Regions from separate parts of the Homo sapiens genome. Here region 1 is linked to region 2. A link is an interaction called in ENCODE POLR2A ChIA-PET data of the cell type or tissue named here. Cell type or tissue: IMR-90. All regions are shown on one strand.

Region 1 (5,000 bases), 760 kb before region 2:
TTATTCTTCATATTAAACTTCCCTTATTCTAATGACTGTGTGGCTTTTATTTTCTGGTTGAATTCTGACTTATACACCTGAGAACCATCTGTGAAATTCCAGATGCAAAAAGGCCATTGTTTTAGAAAAGTAAAATGCTGTTTTTCCAGGTATAAATACCACAGAATGAATCTTTGTAGTCAAGATAGAAAATTCAAGCCACAATTATTTGGAATCTTTTTGGGGCCCACTCAAGGAAAACTGCTCACTCCCTCTTCTGTTCCAGGACTTCACTTAGAATAGACTATTATGCTTAGAACACTGTATTAAATTATTTGGTTGCATGTCTATCTCTTTATTTAGACATCAAAGCATAGCTCATGTTTCATTTGTCTTTGTACTCCATACACCCACCAAAGTTTTTAGTACACAGTAGGAGCTTCACAAACATTTTGTCCAAGATAAAACAAGTTAATTGTAGAAGTAATGTATTTTTTCTTTCCAAAGCCATATTGATATTTATCCTTTAAATTTTTCCAGTGATAGAGATTCCAGGACCCTCTATAATTAAAGTATCTCTGAGCTAAGGGACCTATTAAGTCTTTTCTATTATTAGTATTGAACTCTTTCTCTAGATTTGTTTAGGTTTATTCTTTCCTGTGACTACTATTACTGAAGTGTTCCTGGTAATCTATGAGAAATCATATTCTCTGCCTTGACCAGATGTTATATTTATCTTAGCATGAAAACTCTAAAGATTAATAATAGAGAAAACCACGTATGAAGGAGAAAGGACTTATGAGAACTCTGTACTATCTGCTCACAATATTAAATAAAATAAATGCTAAAGATTAAAAAATTACAGCAGTTAAAAAGAGAATGAAAGCTGTAATATTAATATCAAAGTTAAATTCAAGACAAAAAGCATTAAAAGGGACAAAGAAAGTAATTTTCTTGGCCAGGTACGGTGGCTCACGCCTGTAATCCCAGCACTTTGGGAGGCTGAGGCAGGTGGATCACCTGAGGTCAGGAGTTCGAGATCAGCCTGGCCAAGATGGTGAAACCCCGTCTCCACTAAAAATACAAAAAATTAGAACCCAATCTCTACTAAAAATACAAAAAATTAGCCAGGCATAGTGGTGCATGCCTTTAATCCCAGCTACTCAGGAGGCTGAGGCAGGATAATCACTTGAACCCAGGAGGCAGAGGTTGCAGTGAGCTGAGATTGTGCCATTGCACTCCAGCCTGGGCAACAAGAGCAAAACTCCATCTCAAAAAAAAAAAAAAAGAAAAGAAAAGAAAAGAAAGTAATTTTCTTTTTGCACAAGGTAGAATGTAAAATGTAGGTATGACAGTCCTGAACATACCTGCATCAAACAACAGAGCATGCATGTTTAATTATATAAAACAGAATTCCATTTCTGAATGGTAGGTCTGAAGAAATGTAAGTTTCTATTTTCTTTCTGATACCTCATTATAACTATAGTAGTAATTTTTAAAAGTATAAACCTCCAAAAATACAGAATAATGACATCATGCCATCAGTGGATTAAAGAGTTTAATAAATTGTTGGAATACAGAACACAGATGGAGAAACATTGACCAATGGATAAAGCAGAGCTAAGAAAGCAGCCGCTTTATATACAAACGAGGAGGGGAAGGTGCTGCTGCAATGAAGGGAATTAACTTACTTGGCTTCCTACTCCAAGCATACACAACAGAGATAAAGAGTGAGAACCAGATCTGAAAACAGGGGAATTTGTTGAAGGTCTATGCAAGGAACAGCCAACCACAGCTTCCTATCTGCCTCCTTCTCTTCTTCCAACAGAAGCTGAAACAAGGCATTTATTCCTAGGCCAAAAATAAATAAATAAATAAATAAATAAATAGTCTTTTCAAAAGAAAATCGATAAAATATCTGGAGGAAACTAGGGCAATTAGCATGGGTATTGGCGCATTAGAGAAAATCCCTCCTAACTGTGACACTCAGAGGGCTACTGTGTAAGGCATAAATTCCCTGTCCACTCAGCTCAAAGAGAAGTCTCTCAGTCAATAGAACCCAACTGTCTACACAGAGCTCCTGACCATTCAATTCACTCATTCTAAATATAACCAGACAACCAAGAGACATCAAACATTTCAATGAAGCCTGAAATACAAAAGAAAAGAACTGTGGAGAACCTTTTTGAAAAGTAAAATTCTTGTTCATATCTTTAGAGAAATTAGAGATTGCATCTATAACAGGATGCTATGGAAAAGGAGAATATGAAAATTAAAAAGAACTCCTGGAGATTAAAAACAGGATCACTAAGATACACAATAAAATAGAAGGGCTAAAAGGTAACAATAGATGAAGTCTGTCATAAAGGAGAACAAAATGACAAAGAAATGGAAAATGGGAGCGAAATGGCGAGACACATAAGATCAACTCGGAAAATTCAATATTTAATAGGGCTTTTAAAAAGAGAAAATGGAGGCAAAGAAATAATAAAAGGAGGTTTCCAGGGCTTATTAAGAAACTGTGTTTTCAAAAAAAAAAAAAAAAAAGAAACTGTGTTTTCAAATTGAAAAGATTTACCAGCTAATAAGCAGGATAAAGGAAAAGGGCTCACAGCTATAAACATTACTTTGAAAGTTAAGAACAGAGGAAAATCCCCTGCAAACAAACTAGATATTGAAAGATACAGAATTCATGTCTTTAGAATTCTTAGTATACAGTCTAAAATTCAATACTTAACTGAATAATTAATGAAATGTGAAAGAAGACAAAAAAAAAAATTTTTCACACAAGCAAGGACTCAGAACACTTGCCTCCCACACACATTTCAGTTAAGGATTTACTCCAGCAAAGTAAGGAAGGGGACAAACCAAGAAAAAAGAAAGAAAGAAAGACAGGATCCAGGGGACAGTCAACCAGAACCAGGAGCAGGGAAGGGAGGTCTCAGCATGACAGCTATGGAACTGACCATAGAGGTACAGATGGAGGCAGGAAGAAGGAGGGCTCTGGGCGGGAAGCCACTGGGGAAAGGGAAAATACCATTGACTAGATAGAATTTGAGAAGGGGAAGTGCCTGAATACATTATAAAATCGCAAGTGCAAAAAAAAAAAAAAAAAAAAAGATACGCAACACTCAGAGAAAAGCAAAAAGTTATACAAAAATTTTGGGTATCAATATAAAAGGAATTAACCAATAAGAACAGCACCTTGGGCAGGCATGGTAGCTCACTCCTGTAATCTCAGCACTTTGGGAGGACAAGGCGGACAGATCACTTTAGGCCAGGAGTTTGAGACCAGCCCGGCCAACATGGTGAAACCTTGACTCTACTAAAAGTACAAAAATTAGCTGAGCGTGGTGGTGCACTCCTGTAATCCCAGCTACTCTGGAGGCTGAGATTGCAGTGAGCTGAGATCATGCCACTACACTCCAGCCTGGGTGACAGAGAGAGACCATGTCTCAAAAAGAAAAAAAAAAAAAAAAGCACTTTAATGGATTCTGAAACAAAAAATAAATTTCAAGCAAATATAGAATAATCAGGAATTTTAAAAATTATAATGATCTAATACTAAAGATAAATGTTTCTTTTCTCAATTGGAAAAGGCAATCAGAAAATCCAGGATAAACAAAAAACTTCTTAACAAAGACATGGTCCAAAATACAGCATTTTGAACAATTAGTGAGAGTCAGAAATAACAATCTAGTTAAGGAAACATAATCATATCACACAGCTTGACTCTATAATGAGTGCTTGACTCTATAATGAGTATAGTTAAATGTTCATACAATGAAAATATTTCCTTTTAGAATCAGTTGACTATGTAAGTGTAAAGGATCAAATTATATTACAAGATAGAAAATAAGGCCAGGCGCAGTGGCTCATTCCTGTAATCCTAGCAATTTAGGAGGCCAAGGCGGGCGGATCACCTGAGGTCAGGAGTTTGAGACCAGCTGGCCAACATGGCAAAACCCTGTCTCTACAAAAAATACAAAAATTAGCTAGGCATGGTGGCAGGCACCTGCAATCCCAGCTACTTGGGAGTCTGAGGCAGGAGAATAGCTTGCACCTGGGAGGCAGAGGTCGAAATGAGCTGAGATCATGCCACTGCACTCCAGCCTGGGCAAGAGAGGGAGATTCCATCTCAAAAAAATAAAAAATAAATAAATACAATCTACTTTGATATGTATTGATAGTAATAAAAACAACAAACCCTCAATGAGCATTTACTATGTGCCAGACATCGAACTTAGAAACAACCCCTATTCCCAATTTACAGATAGAAAAAGAATAAAGCAGTAAGGTTACATAACTTGTCCAAGGTCACACAGACAGTAATGAGTGAGTGGGTCAAAAATAAGAATGGTCTGGCTCTTGAGGCAGAGTTCTCAGTTACTATACTATATACCCTACTCACTTCTATTTTTCAAGGCTTTTTTTTTCAAAGCAGCTTTAGGTTCGCAGAAAAATTGAAAGGAAGGTATATTAGTTTGTTCCCATGCTGCTAGTAAAGACACATCCAGAACTGGGTAACTTATAAAGGAAAGAAGTTTAATTGATTCACAGTTCCGCAGGCTGGGGAGGCCTCAAAATCATGGCAGAAAGTAAAGGGGAAGCAAGACATGTCTTACATGGCAGCAGGCAAGAGACAGCTTGGGCAGGGGAACTCCCATTTATAAAACCATCAGATCTCACGAGACTTATTCACTACCAGGAGAACAGTACAGGGGAAATGCTCCCATGATTTAATTATCTCACCTGGCCCTGCCCTTGACACATGGGGTTTATTACAATTCAAGGTGAGATTTGGGTGGGGACACACCCAAAACATATCAGAAGGTATAGAGATTTTCTATATACTCCCTGCTCTCAAGCATGCATAGTCTGGCCCATTATCAACACTCCCATCAGAGTTGTATATTTGTTACAAATGATGCACCTACATTGACACATGATGACTACCCAATGTCTATAGTTGGCATTACTGTTCACTCTTGTTGTACCTTCTATAAGTTTGGACAATAGGT
Region 2 (5,000 bases):
AAAAAATGAAAACAAAAAAAGAAGAAAAATGGGAGCAATAGTACATACTATTTTATAGGATGATTGTGAAAATTGAATGAGATGCTACATATAAGGTGTCTGATATTGAACCTGGTGTATTACAAAATTTCAGTGTCTGTCAGTTCCCTTTTGTCCTTTCTGCATCTGTGTCATCCTAGTGCTGTCAATGAAAGAGAAATAGGAGAAGTACTTTATTAATATTATTATTTTTTGAGATGGAGCACTCTGTCGCCCAGGCTGGAGTGCAATGGTGCGATCTCGGCTCACTACAACTTCTGCCTCCCGGGTTCAAGTGATTCTTCTTTCTCAGCCTCCTGAGTAGCTGGGACTACAGGTGCACGCCACCACCCTCAGCTAATTTTTATATTTTTAGTAGAGGCGGGGTTTCATCCTGTTGGCCAGGCTGGTCTCTAACTCCTGACCTCGTTCCACCCACCTTAGCCTCCCAAAGTGCTGAGATTATAGGCATGAGCCACCGCGCCCGGCCAGAGATGTACTTTAATAAACAATATTGAGTTTTTTAAAAACTACTCGATGAAAATAATGTAATACCACCCCCAAAATAGTATAAAACACACTGGAATTTGAGTCAGGAGATGTCCATTCTGTCACTTAGTCACAAAATTGTGACTTTGAGTATTTAACCTAAGCTCTCTGAGCCTCGGTTGCCTTTTTTCTTTTTTTTTTTGAGACGGAGTCTCGCTCTGTCGCCCAGAGTGGAGTGCAGTGGCGCGATCTCAGCTCACTGCAAGCTCCACCTCCCGGGTTCACGCCATTCTCCTGCCTCAGCCTCCCGAGTAGCTGGGACTACAGGTGCCCGCCACTACACCCGGCTAATTTTTTGTATTTTTAGTAGAGACGGGGTTTCACCGTGTTAGCCAGGATGGTCTCGATCTCCTGACCTCGTGATCTGCCCGCCTCGGCCTCCCAAAGTGCTGGGATTACAGGCGTGAGCCACCGCGCCCGGCCTTTTTTTTTTTTTTTTTTTTTTGGTCATACGGAGTCTCACTCTGTCAGCCAGGCTAGAGTGCAGTGGCGCAATGTCGGCTCACTGCAGCCTCCACCTCCCAGGTTCAAGCAATTCTCCTGCCTCAGCCTCCCGAGTAGCTGGGATTACAGGTTCCCACCACCACATCCCACTAATTTTTGTATTTAGTAGAGAAGGGGTTTCACCGTGTTGGCCAGGCTGGTCTCAAAACTCCTGACATCAGGTGATCTACCCACCTCAGCCTCCCAAAGTACCGGGATTACAGGCATGAGCCACCGCCACCTGCCTTTGCGCCGCCTGCCCAACCCTCAGTTGCCTTTAATGAAACAGGAGTAACTCGATGAAAATTTATTAAGTGAATGAATGAATAATAAAATAAAAAAATAAAAAAAAGATTCCCACCTGGACAAAGCGTCACAAAGAACAAGTTCTTTTGTCTAAAGTAGAAATACCTAAAACAATGCAAATAGTATGAGAAATCAGCTTTTTAGCCAAGGGAGCACTTGCTGATAAAGTCTGCCTAAGGTTCAAGTCCATCCAGGCCAAGTCCCCAGAGCACGCCCCCAGGGCTCAGCCAGGAGCAGCAAGCAGCCTAATGCAAGCTGTTCCCATGGCGCCCTCCCTCCTGCCGACTCCCACTCAGACACAGCTGCTACCAGCCAGGACTGCTCTCCACCCGTCAGGAAGCACAGATCTGCATTTCCGGAGCTATAAGGCCCAAGTCCAATGGGCGCTCAGAGGGGAAGCAGAAGGAATAATTCACCCATTACTTGTGGGACTGGCCTAAGAGAACATTATAGTTCCTTTCAACCTGTGAAGTCTGTGATTTCTTTGGTCTCTAACTCCAACTCTGTACCAACCTTTTAGGAAACAAAGGACATTCTGTGCAGGAAAACTTGTTTTCTTTATTTACAGCATCTAGCAGAGTCCTCTGCAGACAGTTGGCATCTGTTATAATATTTTCAGCTTGGAAGAGATACCGCTGCTTAATCAACTTTAAAGGAAAAGATGTACTTCTCGATAATTTGAGCCTGGAACGAGATATTCAGTTCTTAAAATAAAAGAGGTAATTACTGGAACCTGCTTAGGCTACAGTTCATTTCTCTGCCTCCTGCTCAGCCTGCCCCTCTTCTTTGTTCGTAATTTGCTTTGATTATTATTATTTTTTTTTAATTAAAGGTGAGGTCTCACTGTGTTGCCCAGGCTGGTCTTGAACTCCTGCGCCCAAGTGATCCTCTCACGTCAGCCTCCCAAAGTGCTAGGATTTCTAGTGTGATCATCATGCCCAGCTGTAATATTCTTTGCTTTGTTATTTCACATGGAGTAGTATTTTAGTATGCTGATGTCATCATAACAATGCATGACTTTTTGTTGAGTCAAGAAATATTGCTGACTTATAAATATCAACAACCATTCCAGCAGGTGAGTCTTCCCAATCATTGCTCATGAATGACTTTCAGTGAATGCATCTTTAGTCTCTAGGACGTAACCCTTAAGGGCACCAGTTTAGCTCAGCACTCCTACCTCATTTTGGAATAAAATAGGTTGAAGATATTGGCAGCCAAACATGGCCTACCTAGCCATATTCACTTAAAAGAGAGTGAACTCTTCTCTCCAAATAAATTAGGCTGGGGTTTAACAATAAACACATCCATGCGAGCAATCTAAAAAAAACTTACTATGTAATTTATCTACTTTGGGGATATATAAATAGATTAGTCTGTTTCCTCTGTAAGTATCCCCAAACCTTGAAAAACTGGGAGGTTTATATATGCTGATGATTCTCCATAAGAATCAAACAGCATTTAGGTCTCTTGGAAGTTTTTGGTTTTTTCTGAAGCTCAATGGCAAGAATTTAAAAACAAACAAACAAACAAACAAACAAACAAAAAACCCTTTTTTTTAAAGAGACGATGCATCAGTATGTTGCCCAGGCCGGAGTACAGTGACTATTATAGGAGTGATCACAGCGCACTACAGCCTCAAATTCCTGGGCTCAAGGAATCCTCCTGCCTTAGTCTCTCAAGTAGCTGGGATTACAGGTGCCCGCCACCACTTCTGGCTGCTGCAAAATATTTTTGCATCTGACACAGGTTGAAGATACGCTCTTCAGATGGGCTTGTTTGGTGGATTAGATTATGATTTTCAACTTGGAGCATGAACAGGATGATAAAAATGAGCTAAAAGGCCAGGCGCGGTGGCTCACGTCTGTAATCCCAGCACGCTGGGAGGCCGAGGCAGGCGGATCACCTGACGTTGGGAGTTTGCGACCAGCCTGACCAGCCCGACCAACATAGAGAAACCCCCTCTCTACTAAAAATACAAAATTAGCCGGGCGTGGTGGCGCATGCCTGTAATCCCAGCTACTCAGGAGGCTGAGGCAGGAGAATCACTTGAACCCAGGAGGTGGTAGTGAGCCGAGACCGCACCATTGCACTCCAGCCTGGGCAACAAGAGCGAAACTCTGTCTCAATAAATAAATAAATAAATAAGGCTAAAAAATGGGTAAGAGTAAACAAGACACATGAACATCCTCTTGCCCTCCACCTTATCTTCCCTTTGAGAAATGGATACAGAACTCCACACCAGATTTTGGTTATATGGAAGGGACTCTAACTGGATGTTACCACTACTGGGGTAAGAAAGAAACAGAAAAAAAGACAGAAGATGTGGGAAAGAAAGTGACTTTCAGGGAGTTTTAGCCAAAACCAAGTCGGAGGACCAGTGCAACTGAGTACATAAGCAAAATACTGGGAGTTTGTTAAAAGACAGATTTGTAAGTTCAACTCTAGAGAATCTGTAGGTCTAGAGTGTAGCCTGAGAACCTATGCTTTAAGTATTTCTCATCTAGGCCAAGTGCAGCAGCTCACACCTGTAATCCTAATACTTTGAGAGGCTGAGGTGGATGGATTACTTGAAGCCAGGAGTTTGAGACCAGCCTTGGCAACACAGTGAAACCTTGTCTCTACTAAAAATTAAAAAAAAAAAAAAGCTGGGTGTGGTGGCACACACCTGTAGTCCCAGCTACTCAGGAGGCTGAGGCAGGAGGATCACTTGAGCCCAAGAGGTCAAGGCTGCAGAGAGCTGTGATGGCACTGCTGTATTCCAGCCTGGGCAATAGAGCAAGACCCTGTCTCGAATCAATCAATCAATCAATCAATTATTCCTATCTAATGCAGATGCCAGACTGGTGGACTACTATGGAAAGGTAGAAGTTAATCAAATCAGGACCTAATTTTTAGTTCTGGCCTTGAAAAGAAGGCCTGAGACGGCCAGACGTGGTGGCTCACGCCTGTAATCCCAGCACTTTGGGAGGCCAAGGCAGGCAGATCACCTGAGGTCAGGAGTTCAAGACCAGCCTGGCCAACATGGTGAAACCCATCTCTACTAAAAATACAAAAATTAGCTGGGTGTGGTGGCACATGCCTGTAATCCCAGCTACTCGGGAGGCTAAGGCGGGAGGATCCTTTGAACCTGGGAGATGGAGGTTGCAGTGAGCCAAGATCACGCCAGTGCTCTCCAGCCTGGGTGACAGAGCAAGATTCTGTAAAAAAAAAAAAAAAAAAAAAGCCCCAGGATGTGTAAAGCTGGTTAGGGTACATTCCTCTTTAGTGCTCCTTATCTTCTTTCCCCCTGCTTGCAAGCAGCTAAATTCTTTTGTGTTCATTGCCTTGGGGGAAGAAGCAGCCAGGGTGAAAAGGAAATAAATGTCCAGTAATTTCCAAAAACTTAAGCTCTTTAGAGAAATAGATACACAGGAAAAATGTTTGAGAGCTGGACAGTGGGGATGCTTAGGAAGGTGGGCCTCCCTCCAGTCATCCTTAGGAAAAAAATTGCCTAGGCAGAGAGAAAAATGTACAGAAGGGAAGAGGAAACCCAGAGGACACAGGTGCCCTTGTTTCCTCTAGAGGGACTGTGTGCCTTTCCCTGGAAGAAGAGCCCTGGAGAGATAGTTTGTAGGATTAAATGGCAGAACAGACCCTGCTTCACT

Evidence for each region. ChIA-PET counts read pairs that join two places held together with the same protein. Peaks named below come from ENCODE experiments on the same cell type or tissue, not always from the same donor. Only the 100,000 strongest peaks of a DNase experiment are listed, where the experiment ranks them.
Region 1: POLR2A ChIA-PET joins it to region 2 with 9 read pairs; 2 of 35 experiments call an interaction of 5 or more read pairs at or near these places.

What each region holds. Positions count from the first base shown.
Region 1 is chr6:18,480,050-18,485,049 of GRCh38, reverse strand. No RefSeq gene overlaps it. Among named protein-coding and RNA genes, the nearest start is that of MIR548A1HG, 40 kb to the left of the region's middle. In IMR-90, no CTCF peak of the experiment used is centred here; no DNase peak of the experiment used is centred here; H3K27me3 peaks cover 228 bases.
Region 2 is chr6:17,721,942-17,726,941 of GRCh38, reverse strand. No RefSeq gene overlaps it. Among named protein-coding and RNA genes, the nearest start is that of NUP153-AS1, 17 kb to the right of the region's middle. RefSeq lists a silencer at 1,470-1,764 and enhancers at 1,470-1,764, 1,605-2,106. In IMR-90, no CTCF peak of the experiment used is centred here; DNase peaks (open chromatin) are centred at 1,661 and 2,351.